Linked DNA regions of Homo sapiens: regions 2 and 3 are each linked to region 1. A link is a loop called in an ENCODE intact Hi-C map of the cell type or tissue named here. Cell type or tissue: A673. All regions are shown on one strand. Links, peaks and the distances in the headings refer to the core of each region. The heading gives the core; the rest is flanking DNA.

The links. Hi-C counts contacts between places; a loop is a spot of excess contacts. Peaks named below come from ENCODE experiments on the same cell type or tissue, not always from the same donor. Only the 100,000 strongest peaks of a DNase experiment are listed, where the experiment ranks them.
Region 2: a loop joins it to region 1, with 2.1 times the contacts of the local background. A loop is called at or near these places in 3 of 110 quality-filtered maps.
Region 3: a loop joins it to region 1, with 13 times the contacts of the local background. A loop is called at or near these places in 26 of 110 quality-filtered maps.

What each region holds. Positions count from the first base shown.
Region 1 is chr6:168,154,870-168,160,885 of GRCh38, reverse strand. No RefSeq gene overlaps it. Among named protein-coding and RNA genes, the nearest start is that of FRMD1, 79 kb to the right of the region's middle. RefSeq lists enhancers at 2,241-3,239, 3,240-4,237, 4,238-5,237. In A673, for the core only: no CTCF peak of the experiment used is centred there; DNase peaks (open chromatin) are centred at 2,065, 2,495 and 3,105; H3K27ac peaks cover 1,814 bases.
Region 2 is chr6:168,299,721-168,305,736 of GRCh38, reverse strand. It overlaps a transcript of DACT2 not described here. Among named protein-coding and RNA genes, the nearest start is that of DACT2, 17 kb to the left of the region's middle. RefSeq lists a silencer at 2,934-3,188 and an enhancer at 4,085-5,073. In A673, for the core only: no CTCF peak of the experiment used is centred there; DNase peaks (open chromatin) are centred at 2,986, 3,596 and 4,056; H3K4me3 peaks cover 987 bases; H3K27ac peaks cover 2,183 bases.
Region 3 is chr6:168,882,239-168,888,254 of GRCh38, reverse strand. No RefSeq gene overlaps it. Among named protein-coding and RNA genes, the nearest start is that of LINC01615, 280 kb to the left of the region's middle. In A673, for the core only: a CTCF peak has its summit at 3,435 (motif pointing right); a DNase peak (open chromatin) is centred at 3,484.

The sequences.
Region 1 (6,016 bases), core at 1,941-4,440:
TTCGGTGGATGCCACCACGTAAGATCGAAGAAAGTGAACATCACACCTGCGAAACTGTTGTCAGGGCGGGAAGGAAACCCTGGAGGTCAGGCAGGTGCTCTAAGAAGTGTGTGTCGACCAAGCCTTCAGGGACATGGTGGACGGTGTGCAGAAACCACCCCTCACCCAAGATGGCCCAGCCTCCCAGCTTCCCAGACTGTCCCTGTTTTAGCACCGAAAGCTCCTCTGTCCCAGGCAATCCAGACGGCTGCTCACTCTGTCATCAGTGACTTTAAGGAACGAGGACAGGGTCTCCGACCATGCTTCAGGGAACCCTTCCGTTCCCACCACTACAGTTTCCTTTTTATGCATTCACAAGGATGACATCTGACAATCTGGGCCCGAATTAGCCCTTACTCCTTCTGTAAGAAAAAATGTAAAAAGTCTAAATGGTAAGAAAGATTTGACTCGATTTAATTGGCACCATTTTTTGTAATGAAATAGGAAATTGTGGTGTCCATCTCCCCATCGATGGCTCTTAGCTGCGGTCATATGTAGGACTCACTCCAATTATCAAAGTAATTGGGGCTGAGGAAGAAAAGACTCCTCCTTCAGAGCTTTCAAACTGCATTACTTTAATTGAATATTCTCCTTTAGTCCAGGAAAGGGGGCATGATAAAAATAACAAATGTATCAGAGAGGAAGAAAATTGAAGAGATTGAACAAAAGAAGGCCGAGGGGAAAAATGCATTTTCCTATAATAACAACCAAGACTAACATTAATACAGCCCTCTAAGGAAGGCACTATTACCCTCCTCATTTTATAGATAGGGAAACTGAGGCACAGAGGAAGTAAGCCATTTGCATAAAGTCCCAGGTCCGAACGAGATTGGTGTCACACACAGGCTGCCTAGAGCCAGTGCTCCCAACCCCAGGAGTTCACCCCAAATGGCCCAGAAGAAAGTGTTCTTCCCCACACCACTGGCTTTGTCCTGGAGGAGCCCCTGAGCTCACCTCAGTGGAGGTGAGCATTTGGAAACTCACCTGCTAATGGAGCTTCCAAATCAATATTCAACCAATTCAATCAATATTTGTTACAGGAGAAAGCGGAGCGAAGCTTGCAATTGTCTCTCTGTTGTGTACCAGATGCTCTCCTGACACTCCGTGCAGGCCTCACAGCCACTGTGGAGCAGATGCTGTTTGCTCTCTTTGTGTATAAACAGACTGGAGAGTTTAAATGGCCCAAATTTACAGAGGCACTGAGTGGCGGAGCTGGAATTTAAACTTAAATCCATCTTGGCAAAGCCCAGATCTTTACATCACATCAGTGGTCTTCAGCCGGGGTCTTCAAACATAGCACTCAGAGTGATGAGTGAGAAGATAATCACGTGGCCGTGCGTGGTGGCTTACACCTGTAATCTCAGCGCTTTGGGAGGCTGAGGCAGGTGGATCACCTGAGGTCAGGAGTTCAAGACCAGCCTGACCAACATGGTGAAACCCCATCTCTACTGAAAATACAAAATCAGTCAGGCATGGTGGCACATGCCTGTAGTCCCAGCTAATCGGGTGGCTGAGGCAGGAGAATGGTTTGAACCCGGGAGGCGGAGGCTGCAGTGAGCCAAGATTGCACCACTGTACTCCAGCCTGGGTGATACAGTGAGACTCCATCTCAAAAAGAAAGAAGATAATCACGTGTGTGTGCGCGGGTGTGTGTGCATGTGTGCCTGTGTGTGCGTGTGCATATGTGCTTTGTGTGTGTGCGTGTGTGTGCATTGTGTGTGCACACATGTGCGTGTGTGTGTGTGCGTGCATGTGTGTGAGAGTGCGTGTGTGTGTGTGTTCACTTCACTGGTAGTTTTTTTAAATTAGTGATTATAAAGATGAAACTTTTGATGTAAACATTTACAGTTGAAAGACATTTTAATAGACTGGCTTTTTAAAGTCAGTGTTAAATTTTTTTTTAAGTCAGTGTTTGTCAACATTGAACCCATTTTAAGCGGATTCTTACATGACTCAGCTTTGAGACTCCAGGCACCATTGCACCTGCCCCACGTGCTGAGGGCTGGCATTCAAAGACTTCTTCGAGTGTTTGTGCAGCCAGCCCCACCATGCCAGGGAGAAGACAGACACGGTGAGCATTTCCGGAGCTCCACCTCTTCGCCTTGTGGGAACACTTCATTTGGAGAATCAATAAAATCCAGCATTTTGCACCTACTTCCTTTACCAAGCCCATGCTCCGGCAATGATAGGAGAGGGTTAGCTGCTTTTGTAGAAAACTGTTTGCTTAATCAAAAACAAAAAACAACTAGATTACTAAATCACTTCGCGTCTTGCTGGGCGGCAGAATCTGTCACGGCAACGCCAATTGATTTTTTCCAGAGGGCAGATGTGTCCATTTCAGAAGCGCTGGGATTTGGTTTTGTCGCTTTCCTCTGCCCTGTGGGGGCTGTTGCTTTAGCTGCAGAAGCTGGAAGCGGGTCTAACCCATCCCTGTGGTCACGTAGCAGTCTGTGGAGTCTTGGCTCCGTGGGACCCTCTGCTTGGCGACACCTTCCTGCTTGAGGGAAGATGACCAAATTAGGAGCAGCTGCTTCCACTTCCAATATAACAATGTAGGAACATGTTCAGCCCACTGTGTTTCACGGGCTTGCAAATATCTGCCTTTGTTAAAGGAGACAGAGGGGGTCAGCCCCCTAGTGAAGTGATGTTACAGTGATGAGCTTTATGCAGTTTAACCAAATGGAAGGATGACTGGGTGAAGTATGTTGACTTAGAAATCAAACAGTTTCTCCAGGTTTACCAAGGCTCCTGAAAATGTGAGTGTTTAGCAACCATAGACATCTTTTCTCCAAAACGCCTACTTCACTGCCTTTAAAGGAGACCTCTCTTTTGAAGTCTCTGCAGCTTTTATTCTAGGTCGTCATGTAACACTGTTGGCGAGCCCTCAGGCAGGTGGGTAGGTCCTGCCTTGAATACCAGAGCTGAGCTCTGGGAGCCGGGGCAGGGGGGACCCTGGGCCCTTCTCTGGGGGAGTGGAGAGCGGCAGCCCGTGCTGTGCTGGCTATGCACTAGTCAGCACAAACCCATAAATGAGAGATTAGCCATCTGACAGCAAAGCTGAAGAATAAATCTCTGGTGTTTACAAGGACGTTTTAGAACAGTGAGTAATGCAGAAGTGTCTGCTCCTCTGAGTCAGGAAGACTGACCCGCAGGGAGCCACAGCTTACAGACACGAAAGCAAAGGACCGTTGGCAAGCACGGATCAATACTACTGCTGGGTGGGCGGCTCGTCCCCAGGTTATTTTTTTTTTTTGGCAATGCCTGGCAAGAGCTTAAAGCAGTCAGAAGAGAAGATGGCCTCATCTCTGTAAGTGCCAGAAAAAGTGCGTCAAATGAGTCAAGTTTAAAATCACACCTAAGGTATGTTTCAGGAAGTGACTGTTGTGCTTTGTAGGATGTTAGCCTCCTCTCGGTCTTCTAAACCCTTCCTCACCAGGCCACACTCCAGCTGTATGAGCTGCAGTCAGACCTCATTTTAGCCTGGGAATGAGAGGGCTGCCAGACGCTCTGATAACCTCCACCTGCCAGGGGCCACCGAAACGTGGAAATGTGGCTACTAATTCAGGATGTTTTCAGTAATTTGAGTCTGGCTTATCCTACTGTACAACATTTCCCCCTGGAACTGCCATTTTACACTGAAAAGGCTGAGGCTTAACATGGAAATGACTATGGAATTCATACCTGAAGAGAGTAGTGTATCTGAAAGTAAAGCCCAGGACTCCTGAGGGACAACATTTTCCTGGAACTCATCTCATCTGGGCGGATTCCTGGGCACTGATGCTGTTGGAGGGTGGATAAATCTCCATGACGGTGCTTCGGGATTGACAGTGATGTATGTGTTGTTAGGCCCGAGGGCTCTCTGTGCACATGGCTTAGAACATCTGGACGGTACATGCATCAAGCATCTGGGCTTCTGAGCAAGGCATACCTCCTGGTCACAAGGTGGCTGCAGCCTGCTGACCACCATGTCGGCAGCCACCCTTCCCCATCACCTTTGCCACTGCCCCGCCCTGTGCCCGTGGCCTTGCTTTTCCTCTGCCCGGGATGTCCTTTAATGCAATTGCAGGTGCTGAATGTAGACGGGAATTGCTTCCCGAAATCTCGTGACTTCACTTTGCCAAAAGGAGACAGAGGTGGAGATTATAATATCACTTCTCTAGGGAGGCTGAACCCTCTGCCTCCTCCTATAAGAAAGGCAGACATTTGCAAGCTCATGAAAGCTATTTAATTCATTTTGAGAAGTTGAATTGCTTCCTGAAGTCTCATGACTTTACTTTGCCAAAAGGCAACAGAGGTCGGCAAAAGATGAATCGTTTCTCTGTATTCAGCTGGGACAGGATGGAGGAGGAGTCCTGATTTGAAGCATTTGTCAACTTTCAGGGTGCAAATTTTTCTCTCATGACCACTTCAAGCTACCTTAACATCAGCCTCTCAAACTTCCTGAATGTTTAGCTGATAGGAGCCTGCTCCAGTGCACCTGACTTTGCACTGACCCAGGAACACAGTACTCAAAAGGCAGGATCCTCCACCTGCCAGCTGCCATGGACGGCTCCTACGAGGCAAGAACTGCAACACAGCGTGTGCACCAGGGGGATGCGAGATGCAGCAACACAGGGTGTGCACCGGGGGGATGCGAGATGCAGCAACGCAGCGTGTGCACCGGGGGATGGGAGATGCAGCAACACAGCGTGTGCACCGGGGGATGTGAGATGCAGCAACACAGCGTGTGCACCGGGGGTTGGGAGATGCAGCAACACAGCGTGTGCACCGGGGGGATGGGAGATGCAGCCTGGGTGGAGCCCGGGAACCCAGGACAGAGTCCAGAGATCGGTCTCGCCACATGAGCATTTGATAAACAAAGTCACACTCGGCTTACCGTGCGCATGGGCTGTTTGACCAACACAATCAGTGTCCTGTTTTCCTGTGAATTATCATTGAATTCTGATGACATAATTATTTTACAATCTTTTTTGTTCTAAAAATGATATTCGTCTTCAAAGAAAGCAAAATGAGATCACAAAAACATAGAAAACGCCTTCTTTATGTTGAATATCACCAAATAAAAGGCGTGCTTGGCCCTTATTTTAAACCACAAGGAGTACATGTCCAAATACTGATGGATGTTTTCACTCTGCTATATGAATTCTTCAGGAGCCGACAATGAAATTAGATCACTCCACTTCATTTGAAACATCTTTCACAGACAGCAAAGCAAACACACTGATTGTTTTTTTTTCTTAATGGAATGTATAATGTGTTTTGTTAAAATCAATTGAAAACATCTATGTTCACAACATATAACAAGACAACATGTGTTCAAAACACATGGCAAGATGTCCTTCTTCCTGCAGTGGAGCTTCTAACCAGGCTTCTTACCAGACACCTGAGTGGGAAAAGACTTTGAGGATGAGAATGAGTCACTGTGACTCTCTGGTGAACTGTGCGAGGCTGGAAGAATGTTTGGGAGTCCTGGGATCCATCTCTTGCCCAAACGCTGAGTCATTGTGAGGCTCTGGAAAAGGGGGCACACATGCCCCCCTGTCTAGTTTCTCCATCTTCTGATGGGCCATGGTCATCTCTGTTCATGCAGGTTAAGGAGCGGAAGGTGGTGCGCTACAGAAAATCCCCAAAGCTCACTGAAACTGGAGGCCCCGCCACCCATGACTGTTGTCAGGGGCCTGGACAAGGGAAGCTACTAAGGTGAGGACACAGCCCACTCTGAGCCTGATTCCCAAAAGGGCTTGGCTTCTGTAGGACTTAATCATTGGAGGGAGTAACACAGTGGCAGCGATACCCCAGACCTGTGAGAAAGAAAAGAAAATGCCTCTGTCTGTGGCTTCCCCAACTTCCCACAGAGGTTGCAGTCATGCAGATGAACAGCTCAGCATGTCAGTACCCGCTTTGAAGAAATGGGAAGAGTTCTTGCATCTGAAAATCACCCAGTCCCCCAGTTACCATTGCACTGGCCCACCATGCA
Region 2 (6,016 bases), core at 1,589-4,088, 150 kb before region 1:
TATAATGAAGCGTGGCTTCTCCAGGACCACTTAGCAGGTGAGGCTGTGACGACAGCCCCGTAGCCTGAGTCCTCGTCCTCACTGAGGACTGTGGGCGCAGCCTCAGTCCACGCATGTTTTTGTAGCTACCGGGCTGAAGACGTGGCTAGGAAGTTCCATTGAGTCACACATTCTGCTCACTCATTGGTGCTTTTCGCAGGAGCTTGAGTGCACTCTCCAGAAAGTGCAAACTTCCTGTTCATCCTCCGTGGTGACCTAGCTTGTATCACAACTCTAGGCAGCTCCGACTCCGTGTTGCAGGCCAAGATCACAGGGAATCAGCCCATAAGGAGAGTGAGTGCAGTGGGTCTGGGCTCCTCAGGGTTTTCTGACAGTGCCCGTCTTTTAGAAAGCTAGGCGTGGTTTCCTAGACATTCAGCTTCCAACCTGCAGCCCGGAGGGGTGCATTCCAGCCAAGCGAATTCCTTCCTGCTCCGCACAGTCCTGCAAGCTGACCAGGAGAACCATGCAGACTCCAGACAAAATGCAGCCGTTGCATCGGGGGCAGGAAGGGTCCTCAGTGATCTGACAGTCCAAATCAATCAATCAATCAATCGTTCTCCTTCCCTTGTCTCTCCATCCTCTCTCTCTTCCTCAATAATGTGCTCTCTGGCTTTTGCTTTCTCTCTCTCTCCCTCTCTCATGCTCTCTCTTTCTCCCCCATTTTAACTGTGGAGGCCCAAACATGCATTTCAGTTTGCCTGAGGCCCAAGGCCTTGCCAGTGCTCTTCTACTCTCCAGTAGCTTTGGAGTAAAGAAGTAGAATTCTCACAGATTCCATGGGGGTCCTCGGAGGGTTCCCTAGCCCTCCTGCCCCGTCTACCCGGCACCCTGGCTCCTTGCCTCCGCTCAGTGTTCTGCGGGACCAGGCAGCCCAGGACAGGAGGACAGCTCTGTCTCCAGTTCCCATCCCGCCTGGCCTCCTCATAGCCTGGCTGAGTCGGCTTCCTCCTTCATCAAATGAAGCTGATAGCTCCTCAGGATTTGGAAGGAGGCGTAAGCTGGCAGTTTGAAAATGGGACCCACATCTGTCTGTGCTCCCCACAGTAGGGGCAAGGGGTGAGTCGGCCCAGGTTATGGCCTCCCTATAGTGTGCAGAGTTGGTGAGCCTCCCTGACCCATCTGCAAACATCGCCCAGGCACCACCAGGAAGAGCGGGCAGATGCCACGTGCAGGCCCAGGGCAGATAGCAGCCTGGGGAAATGCTTTAAAACACAGTTAACAATTAGAACGCCAGTCATAAGAAGCCCGTTTTTGAGAGGGCTGACGACAGGGTGCTGATGGGCGTGGCAGAGTCTTAAGCACTGTGAATTCAGAGAACAGGGATATTGCAAGAAGGCCAGGTGGCCCAGGCAGGCGCGCAGAAAGAGGATGGATGGAGATGCCCTGTGGTGAACATTCGTCTCCTGAATGTCTTATGTTCTGTGCATATTTTTCCTCTAAACAGACATAATTGTAACCACTCACACAGAAGCAGAAATGAACCAGGAAGCCCACTAAGGCAGAGCGTGGCCTGTCATTTGAGGGGGTGTGATTGATTAGATGACGGGGGCAGACTTCAAGTGCGTTGGAAGACAGAGGAGCTGTTTCCCTCTCTCTCAAGTGATTAAAAAGTAGACAATGTAGAATTTGACTTCCGGGGTCTTTAGAACTAACTTCTAGCATGCTTACAATAAAAATATTTTAACAAAAATAAAAATAACAGGATAAAGTTGCTCTTTATCCTTTCTATCCTAAAATATCCTATCCTCTTCTATCCTAAAATGAAAGGATAAAGAATTAAAGTTAAGCTAAAGTAAAAAATATGTCAGGAATTCTAAATTATAAGAATTTGTGAAAGATTTAATTATAATATTAGGGAAAATGTCCCAACCTACTTTAGCAAATCATACGTTATCATTGAAGAAAACAGAGCGTATCATTACTGATCAAATTCAGGAATATAAGCGGGCACCCCAGCAAAGTTTTCTCTCTACATCCTCTTGCTCCAGCTTGTAGAATAATTAAAGCCTGTCTTGGTCCATTTTGTGTTGCTGTAACAGAACTGGGTAATTGAAAAAGAAAAAAGGCTTATTTGGCTCATGATATGCATGGCTGGAAAGTTAGACAGGCAGTGGCATCTGATAAGGCCTTTATGCTGCTTCTACCCACGGTAGAAAGCAGAAGGGGACCGGGCGTGTGTAAAGAGACACATGGTGAGAGAAGAAGCAAGAGACAGAAGCCGAGGAAGCCATTCTTTTAATCACCTGCTCTCTCGGGAACTAGGCCATTCCGCCAGAGCGAGAACTCACTTAGCTCTGAGGGACTGTGTTGGTCTATTCATGAGGGTTCTGCCCCCATGACCCAGAAACCTCCAGGACCCACCTCCCAACACCACCACATTGGGGATCAAATTTCAAATTTTGGCAGAGGTTTTGGTGGAGACAAACCACACGCAAACCATAGCAGAGCCCTCTTATGACAGAATCCGAGGTTCTGTACAGTTACTGGATCCTAAACGTTAAATACATAAAGCCTGATGGAAAACGGGAGCGCATCTGGAATGGATTTAATGCCGTCCCACCTTACGGGTCAAGTATGTATTTAATCTCTGCGAATAAATGAAAGATCAGTGAAAAAAGGGCAAAATTATTATATAATACAGATTTCATGTGGCTTTAATGTGATGGTGCCTAGTTTTTAAATGGTTGATAAAAAGTATATTTATTTTTAAAGATTAAAGTCCACAAGAATTTGTTGACTGTCTTTTTCAATCACTTGCATAGTTGGCCCTGCTAGGCTTTGAAATGATGCTGTAAACTGGGCATGTTCACACACCGCGGCCCTCAATCACGTCACATGGGCCCCGCCACTATCCAGCAGACACAGCCCTTTTCAAAGGGGGCTTGTCTGGTGAAAGCCATACACAGGGTGTGTTCTTTCATTCACTCAGTTACCAAATGTGCTGAGCTCACTGGGTGGCTGCCTGTGCAGTCAAGGTTGGGCGGTGCAGACAGGAAGGGGCTCCTCCCCTCCTCTCCTGAGCACTGGGGCTCCTTAAGGCAGACTCATCCCTCCCTCCTGCTGCAAACCCTTCCCTCACATAGCCTTGGGCTCCTGAATCCCACTAAATAAAATCAAGCTATTGCATAGTTGAAATGTTTGCTGGTTCAACTATCCAAATTATTTTTACCTCAATTGAGTTAAATGCTGCTGCAACTTTTATGGCCTGGAGTAGAAAATGCAATCACATCAAAAGGTGCCCTGGAAATGATAAAGAATTATGAAAACAGCCCTCTCTGAAAACAGGTTATGTATATAGCAAGAGCAGTGGTGGGTAAATGGTCCCAAAAATATGGCTAAGAGAAGAGGACCATGGTTCAACATTCCTTACACATTTGGGGACAGCATTGCATTTGGGGGCCCAGCTGGAGCAGAGTTTTAGCTCTCTGCTCGTGGAAGTAGAGCATGGCTGTAATACCACAGCTGCTGACTCAGCCCCTGCTGCCAACCGCTGGGAGACCAGACCCAGGAAAGGATAGACAAGCTGGCTAATCAATAACCCAAGGACAGCAGAGTCCTACCTGACACTGGGCCTTCCTGAGGAGACGGAAAGCAGTGAACCTCTGTAAAAGCTTAGAGGTAAGCGGCGGTGAAGCTGGGCAGTGAGGAGCTGGATGGGGGTCGGGGAAGAGGCAGGCGGAGGGAGTGGGGAGAGGAAGACAGGCGAGTGGAAGGAAGAAGAGAGAGAGATAGTGCAGGAGCAATCCAGGGAGAAGAGCGGGCCCGGAGCCGGGAATGAAGCTGGACAGTCACCAGGTGTGGACTTGTGGGTCATCCCATAGCTCCCAGTTCCACCTGGGACAAGGGGAACAGCCACTGCCGGCTTTGAAGTGTGGAATAAACAAAGGCCGCCGGGTGTGGACAAACAAAGGTTGTTTATTCAGGGCTTGCCGCAGTGAGTGGGCTGGGCAGGCAGAGATGCTCACAACAGGGAAGCTTCCCGTGAACACACAGAGCCCCAGCTGTGCCCTGTTGGAGGCCAGGCTCTGGGGACACCACAGCTCTAATGAGAGGCGGGCATCCTGGGGGCGTATCTCGCCTTCTCTGGTTGGTCCCGAGTGGAAGCAGGGACAAAAATTAGGAAGCTGTCAGGACTGATCAAGTCTTGGCCCTCCGGAGCTGATTGTCACAGAAGTTACTGTTGAGCTTCCTGGGCTCTCACTAAAGATGGCAATGTGGCTCCCTGAGAGCCTGACCGGGCCACTGGCCTCCTGGGCTGTGTATTGCAGAAAAGGAGTCGGCTTTCTGGGCAGGTGTGGGTCAGAGTTCTGCTTTTAGATACGATCCAGCCTTGGACCCTTGTGTGTTCGGTTCCTCAGAAGCAGAGGTGTAGGGGGAGAATGTAATTACATTTGTGTTTTAGAAAGACCCGTTCTCTGGGAGGCTGAAGTTCCAGAGAAGGGGCCTGGCCCAGGGTCTGGGCATGGGGACTCCATGCCTGTGAGAGAGGCCCACACAGGCGGCTGCCACAGGAGGATGCAGAACTCCAGGCTGCTCGGCCTCCGGAGGCCCCGGTCGCTGGCCGCTGTCACAGGCGACAGCAACAACGGGCTCCAAGAAAACCGGAGACTCTTCCATGGCGCTTCTTCTTCATCCCCAGCAAGAAATGAGAGTTTTTGTTTTGTTTTGTTTTTGTTTTTTGTTTTTTTGTTTGTTTGTTTGTTTGTTTTTTGAGACAGAGTCAATCTGTCGCCCAGGCTGGAGTGCAGTGGCACGAACTCAGCTCACTGCAACCTCCGCCTCCCAGGTTCAAGCGATTCTCCAGCCTCAGCCTCCCAAGTAGCTGGGACTACAGGCACCTGCCACCACGCCTGGCTAATTTTTTATATCTTTAGCATAGACGGGGTTTCACCATGTTGGCCAGGATGGTCCCAATCTCCTGACCTCGTAATCCACCCACCTTGGCCTCCCAAAGTGCTGAGATTACAGGTGTGAGCCACCACACCCGGCTGAGAGTTCTTACTGAAATCAGAATATTCTTATAGAAATAATGCTCTAGTCAATCTTTTAATTTCTATTTTTGAATTTTTAATTCCACTTTATTTCTGTTTTTCTTTTGGCTACAGTCTCCTAAGCAAGGGCAGGGCACACACCGGGACAGAACAGCAAATCGATGACTTTAGTCGCTAAACTAAAGCTTCATTCTCCTTAAGAATGACTCTCCTCCATCGCCACCCCTCACCCCACTTGAGGACTTATCTGGAATTTCAAATGTTTGTTCCTGCAAATGCATCTTCCATCCTGGGTGACAGGAAGTGTCTGGTTCCATGACGATGAAGCAGCCACAAGGCCTCTCTGTGTCAGTGCTGGAGAGAGAGAGCTTCCTTCCTCCTGTCCTGGACCCCTCCTGGAGGGACGCTCCCAAGGCTGAGATGACACAGTCATTTCCCGCATGCTGTCTAGCACTGACCCACCCATCGCCCTTGTCCTGGTGCTGGTCTGCAGCAGCAGTGAGGGGGACCCCTTTGTGTGAGGGCTGCACTGGCCATCGTTCAGGAAAAGGCAATAGAGCCTCTGCAGTCTTTGAACGCCCTCGGTGCCTCCAGCGCATTGGCCTTAGGACAACACTCCTTACGGGGGGTCTCTGAAGTCTGCCCGGAAGACACTCTTCCAGCCCACCGGGTCCTGCAGCCAAAGTGCATGGTGTCCCCTGGCCCTGGAACAAGTCTCTGTGTGACCCTGAGGGTCCCTGTAGAAACAGCCACATGGCCCCTCCTTCATGGAGCCCAGCGTTCCTTGTTGATTTTCGGCTTTCTTACCTGGCCTCCGCTGTCCATCCTTGAGGTGGGCTGGTGCTCTAGGGACTTCCTGCAATGACGGGTTTGTGTTGGGTACAGAAAGAAGCTATTGTAGAACCGTCCGACGATGGAGCCTTCAGGGACGCGGTGGCCCCGGAGCACATGGTGACATGCTGGAGAAGCTGGGCAGTGCCCAG
Region 3 (6,016 bases), core at 1,932-4,431, 730 kb before region 1:
TCTAAAATCCAGGCGTCTAAAATCCAGGTGTCGGAGCTTTGAGGGAGAATCCCTCTTACTGCCTTTCCCAGCGCGAGAGGCTCTCTGCATCCTGGGCTCCCGGCCCCTTCCCCATCGTCACACCTCAGCCTCTGGTTTTGGGGTCACAGCTCCTTTTCCTGACTTGGATCCCCAGCCTCCCCGCTATGAGAACCCTGTGTCAGCGTCCCCACCCCCAGATGGGCCAGGGTCACCTCCCCATCTCACCAGCAGATTCCCAGCTTGAAACAGTAATTTAATTGCACTGCAGAGTCCATTTTGCCAGGTAAGGAAAAGCGCAGGTTCCTAGGTGGGTGGAGACGCGCAGATCTTCAAGGGCCGTCGTCCATCCTCCTACGGAGGGGCCCAGAGGCACAGGTGAGGTCAGCCCCGGGCAGTGGTGCAGGCACTACACACACGATTCTTTTGCTGCTACAAGCTCTTCAAGAGTCTACGGAAATGTTTCTGAACACAATTTTATTGGCTCCCAAACAGGAAAAGTTACTGCAAACTTTAATAAAGGTTTACTCATTCACCTACAAAAATTTCACTTGTGTATTCACAAACGATTATAACTTTTTTTTTTTTTTTTTGAGATGGAGTCTTGTTCTGTTGCCCAGGCTGGAGTGCAGTGGCGCGATCTCAGCTCACTGCAACCTCCGCCTCCCGGGTTCAAGCGAAGGAATGAGGCACCTGGCCTCTAGTGAGCACGGCTCTCGGGCGAGGTGGGTGACGCTGGGTTTGCTTTTCTCTCTGTACTTTTTGTTTTTGTTTTCTGAGGTGTGCCATATGATGAAAAGATGTTGGGTCCTTAAATTCAACTTTCAGTGGGAGAAATGCTTTCATCCTGGGCTATGATTCTGCGGGAGAACCAGGTGGTTCTTCTCACGAGATACACTCAATCCTCATTTTCGACTGTGAATGTTTCTGAGGGAAGGGTAACAGTAAGTGGGGAAGGGAATAGGCCCTAAGTCAGGGATAATAACCTTTTCATTCCCTGGGTTCAAGCGATTCTCACTCTCAGGGCGAGCACCGTGCCTGTGCGCTTCCTGAGATAAGTCTCAGCGACGGACCGGCACAACCTCCGTTTGACTCCACAAATGCTGAGTGTGGGCAGGAACCGCTTTTTAAATATTAACTAACTTTAAATTACATCAGTCCCTTTTTCAGAGCAGTGAAACCCGCCAGGGTGCAAACACAAAGGTTCTTTTTAATAAAGAAAAAAAAATCACAAATAGGAATACAGAAAGAACATCTGTTATTTTTAGAATACTTCTTACACTTTTTACTTTCTCATTAACAACTGATAGTATGTCATGCATTTTAAACTTCTTTTTTTTAAGAGGAAAAGGAAAAAAGAAAGAGAAAAAAGAAGAGAAATAAACCACAGAAGCTGACAAAAATCCATCGGCCCACAAATATTAATATTTTATGAACTCCTAATCTGTGTCCAGTGCTGGGCTGGGCTGAATATTCGTTCTGTCACAACCTGCTTTCACATTTTTCCGTTGATGGGCTGCCTGACATAACCTCTCAGTAGATACAGAAATACAGAAATAGCCCTTGCATAATACATTCTGGAGGTGACGTAGGAACTCTCTGCTGTGCCATGTGGGGACGCTAATGAAAAAGCTGAGCTGGCCCGTCGACTCTGTGGGCGCCGATGGTGTGTAAATCTTGTGCGCGCCCGGCCAGGGTGGCCAGCCTGCGGCCTGGGGACGGAGGGGCGCGGCTGCCCCAGACGCTGTCCGTGTGGCCCGGCCGGCACCGGGGCCACCTCCCGGCCACAGCCTCCGACGGCCACCACCTGGGGAGGCCCCGCCAGTGACAGCGCCCAGTTACTGGAAACTGCGTGGCTATGTCTTGGGGTCGGTTCCTGAGCAGCTCATAAATAAGGGCTTCCAGAGGTGCGTTTTCTATTTGCAGTAACCCCCTTCTCCTCCCACCTCCTCAAGTGATAAATCTAGCAGCGAACTCAACGGCGTCGTTGTTCCCGCAATACTAGGGTCAGAAATGAATCAATGCCGCAGTGTCGCTCGGCCGCAGACAGGCCGTAAATATACCATTATTAATCTCTGCTTAATAAATGAAAAGGCGGGGCCGCATGGCTGCTGGCTGCGGTGTCTGTGCGGCCCGGATCAGTGGCCTCTTTGTTTGGGGTGAGGTGGGTGGGGGACTGGTGTTGTCACCTGAAAACGGAGACATGGATCACACCCCTGTCCCCAGAAGGCCCCACCGTTCACCATTGATGACTCACAAACACAACTGTGGGGCTCTGAATCCAGAAAGAATGCACACTCGCTGGGCGTGGGAATGGTGGTGCCTCTGGAATAAACATTTACCCTGGAGGTGTGTGTCTGCTTGCAACACAAACGTCTGTCCATGCTGCAGTCTCTGTGTTCCCATCGCCCCGCATGACGCTGCCTCTTCACAGGGTCAGGAACAGCGCCTGTCTAGAGGGTGCAGGGAGAAGGGAGCAGCAGTTGTTGGCTCCGAGAGCAATTTTTCATGTCCTTCCACACAAGCTCTCCCTCCTCACTTTCAGTCACCTGCAATGGTGGAATTTTTTTACCCTTATTTTAAAAATTAAAATGTACACACATGAAGATTCCAAAATAATTCGTTACTTCCTCAAACTGCAGCAAATGGGGAAAGTCAGAGCAAGACCCAGATCTTTGGAATTCAGATCCACTCTTCACACCGCCAGACGAGGCTGGGATGGCCTGGGATTCAGGAGAGGCGGTGAAGTTGGAGGGGGTCAGCAGCCCTCACGGCTACATCTGCAGGAGGACCACCAGGGGCCAGGCCCAGCGCTGGGTGAGCCTCCCTCCTCCTCTGCAGCAGGACCCCCATGGGGCCAGGCCCCGGGCTGGGTGAGCCTCCCTCCTCCCAGGCTCTGCAGGCCTCCTGGGCCTGGGCTCTCCGTGGCCCCTATCTGAAGCCCCGCTCTTCATACATTTGGCTTCCCAGCTTCTTCCCAGGTAATCCGACCATTGGCTTTACCCAAATCACTCAGGATTCAGGAGGAAAGAGCAGGTGAGGCAAAAAGGAGAAAGGGAAGCACAGAAAACTACGAAGAAATAATTAACAATCCTTCCATGCTAGAAAGAGGAAAATGCATTCATCCTTTCAGAATCCCGCGGGGCGGTTCCCGCCTGATGGAGCCAAGGTCCCCGCGGGTCTGGAACCCCTGGACAGGCCCGGCCTGATGAGCCATGCACGGTCCTGCAGGTCTGGACCCCCTGGACAGACCCGGCCTAATGAGCCATGCACAGTCCTGCAGGTCTGCGGTTCTCAAACCCCTGGACAGGCCCGGCCTGATGAGCCATGCACGGTCCAGCAGGTCTGGAACCCCGGGCAGGCCCCCAGGCAGCCCCGGCCCTTGGCGGCACCCGCGGAGCCGGCGCGCTGCGCAGCCTGAGCACCAGAGGGCGCTGGCGCGCTTTAAACGCGGACGGGAATTGGAAGCCCTGGTTCTGCCGCTCCCCGGTCCTTCCCGCGTCTCACGCGACGCCGGCCATGCAATTATTTGTGCACATAATTACGGCATAAAACGGACGCACGGTGAGCCCTTTAACGCACCCTGTCTAAATATCTGATAGTTTTCAGTTCCATGGACACATTCTGGTGGATTCAGGTTTTGACACTTCAATGATTTCGGAAGCCCTGTAAGAAAAGTAAAACCGAATTACAAACAGGAAGGACAGCAGGAAGCCCTCGCCTGCAGTGAGAAGAGAAACCTCAACAACACTACGCGTTCTGAAAACCTAGCAAATCTTCTCCAACAAGGCCCATCTGAACGTGATACAATGTTTCTACTGAATAACGGCCCCACATACACATTTCCCCCAATTTTTCTGCATATTATTCAACCACCTTTTCATGTGCCAATGGCTATCTCTATTTTAATATTGTTTTCCTTAGAGAGAACAGAAAGAAAACTCAGTTTCCAGAGTCGCAGGAAATAGAGTTGTATTGGGACTGCGCGGTGAGCCTAAACCCGTGGTCCGCCGCAGAACTTGCTTTTCCGACTGCCAGCCCCGCCCGGCACTGCCGACGCTGGGGTTCTGAAAAGTTCTACCTTGCACAAGTAATTGCCATTGTGTTTGTGCCACATGCCTTTTCCTGTGTGTGATGTGTTTATCGCTGCATGTACTGCATTCTCGACAGGAGATGCTTGACAGACGAGGACTTTTGTTTGGATAAGGTGGGGATGAACCTGCATATAATTTAGGGTGTACAGATTGGAAGAATTTCCTGCAGAGCAGCTTCGGGGTCGGCGCCTTTGAGCCTTGTGTCTGCCTGGCTGTCCATCCCCCTGGGCCCTGGAGGACCCTTCTGCGTCGGAACTGACCTCTGGCCCTGCTCCTTCTTGTCACAGGCCGGGTGAGACACACGGTGGTTGGGTGAATGTTCTGGAAGCCACTTCCACACTGGGAAGATCAGCAGTAATTCAACTATCCACAGACGTGATGGTGAACCATGAGTGGATCCCACCATGCCAGAGTGAAATTACTGCAGTTCATCTCTTTTCAAATTGGATCTCAAAGTCCTCATGATCCCTTCGATGCCACCAGACACCAGGGAATGGCGGCAGAGAGGACATGGGAGGGGATGGAGAGCTGTCCAGACTCCGTGAAGACAGACATGTGTCCAGCTTCCCTCCTGAGTCCCTGCAAGAGACGGCAGCTGAGGGAGCTCACATTCAAGCTTCATGGACTGCACTGTAAATCCGTCTCCTAACAAGTTTGAAATGATTTAGAATAAATGAACCTAGAGTCATAGAATCACTGTTATTTGAGATTGAAGGGAACTTTTACATACACTGTCTGGCCTGTGGCTCTATCTGACAAATGAGAAAACAGACCCAGAATCTCAGAGCAGGGGCATGATACAGCACCAGCTCCCAGTTGGCCCTTTTTCACCTTATAGATTAAAGGTTTTCTTCCTTATTGGCAACCTACTTTAGAAGTCATTAAGTATCTCTCTGAGGAACTGCATGTGCTTCCAAAAGTTAAGCAAAGTTTCGAAGTTAGGTGCTGCAGCAAAACCTTTAAAAAAACCCAAAGTCTATATAGGCTGCTCTCTGCCCTACGAGTGCAATAGAAGAGTAACCCTTCTAGTGTAAGTCAAGGCTTGACATGGCCAACTCCGAAACCAAGTATTTAGGGAAGAGCATCCCGTCTAGCGTAAGTCTTGACACGGCCAAACCCGAAATGAAGTATTTAGGGAAGAGTAACCCTTCTAGTGTAAGTCAAGGCTTGACACGGCCAACTCCGAAAACAAGTATTTAGGGTGGGGTCGGGATAGTGAAAAGGGGAAGCGTGGATGTCCACCCAACAGGAGGCCGGATGCTGTGAGGTGGATTTAACCTGGCAGCACAGCCAAGGGCATACTTCAGTTATGGGGCAGAATCCTCTGATTCCTGCGTCTTTTGTTGCCATGTTCTTAAAGCTAGGGAAACAGTTCCACAGGCTTAACATGAAAACAGAGTAAGTATGGGACAAAATAAGGAAAACTTTGATAGATTGTATTTGGAATATGCCACCCCCTTTTCCACTGTGCCATGATAAAATAAAAATGTGGAGTTTATGGTTTATGTTCTGGGAAACATCAATTGTTTTAGGAGCGTGATAAATACTTTTCATTGGAGCCTAGGCTTGTACCTATTAGACTCACAGTACATTTTGCTACATAGAACTCATGGCTCCTACAAAAGATTTTTTCTTGCATGTTTACATGAAATAAAGCATTATTACAACATCGTGAATATTTTTACAATTAAAACTGAAGTATTTGATTGTTATAGATGGGCTAATAAGTTTCTTATTGGAAACTTGGAATTCTTCTTCTGGAAATCTTCGCTATTCCCGCAATATGTCAGCACTGCAGACACCATCAACCCCATTTTCTACAATTTGTCTATATTCTACTATTTCCATATTAAATAATTTTATTTGCTTTAGGCCACTGTTCTGCGTTCTACACCAAAGCAAAA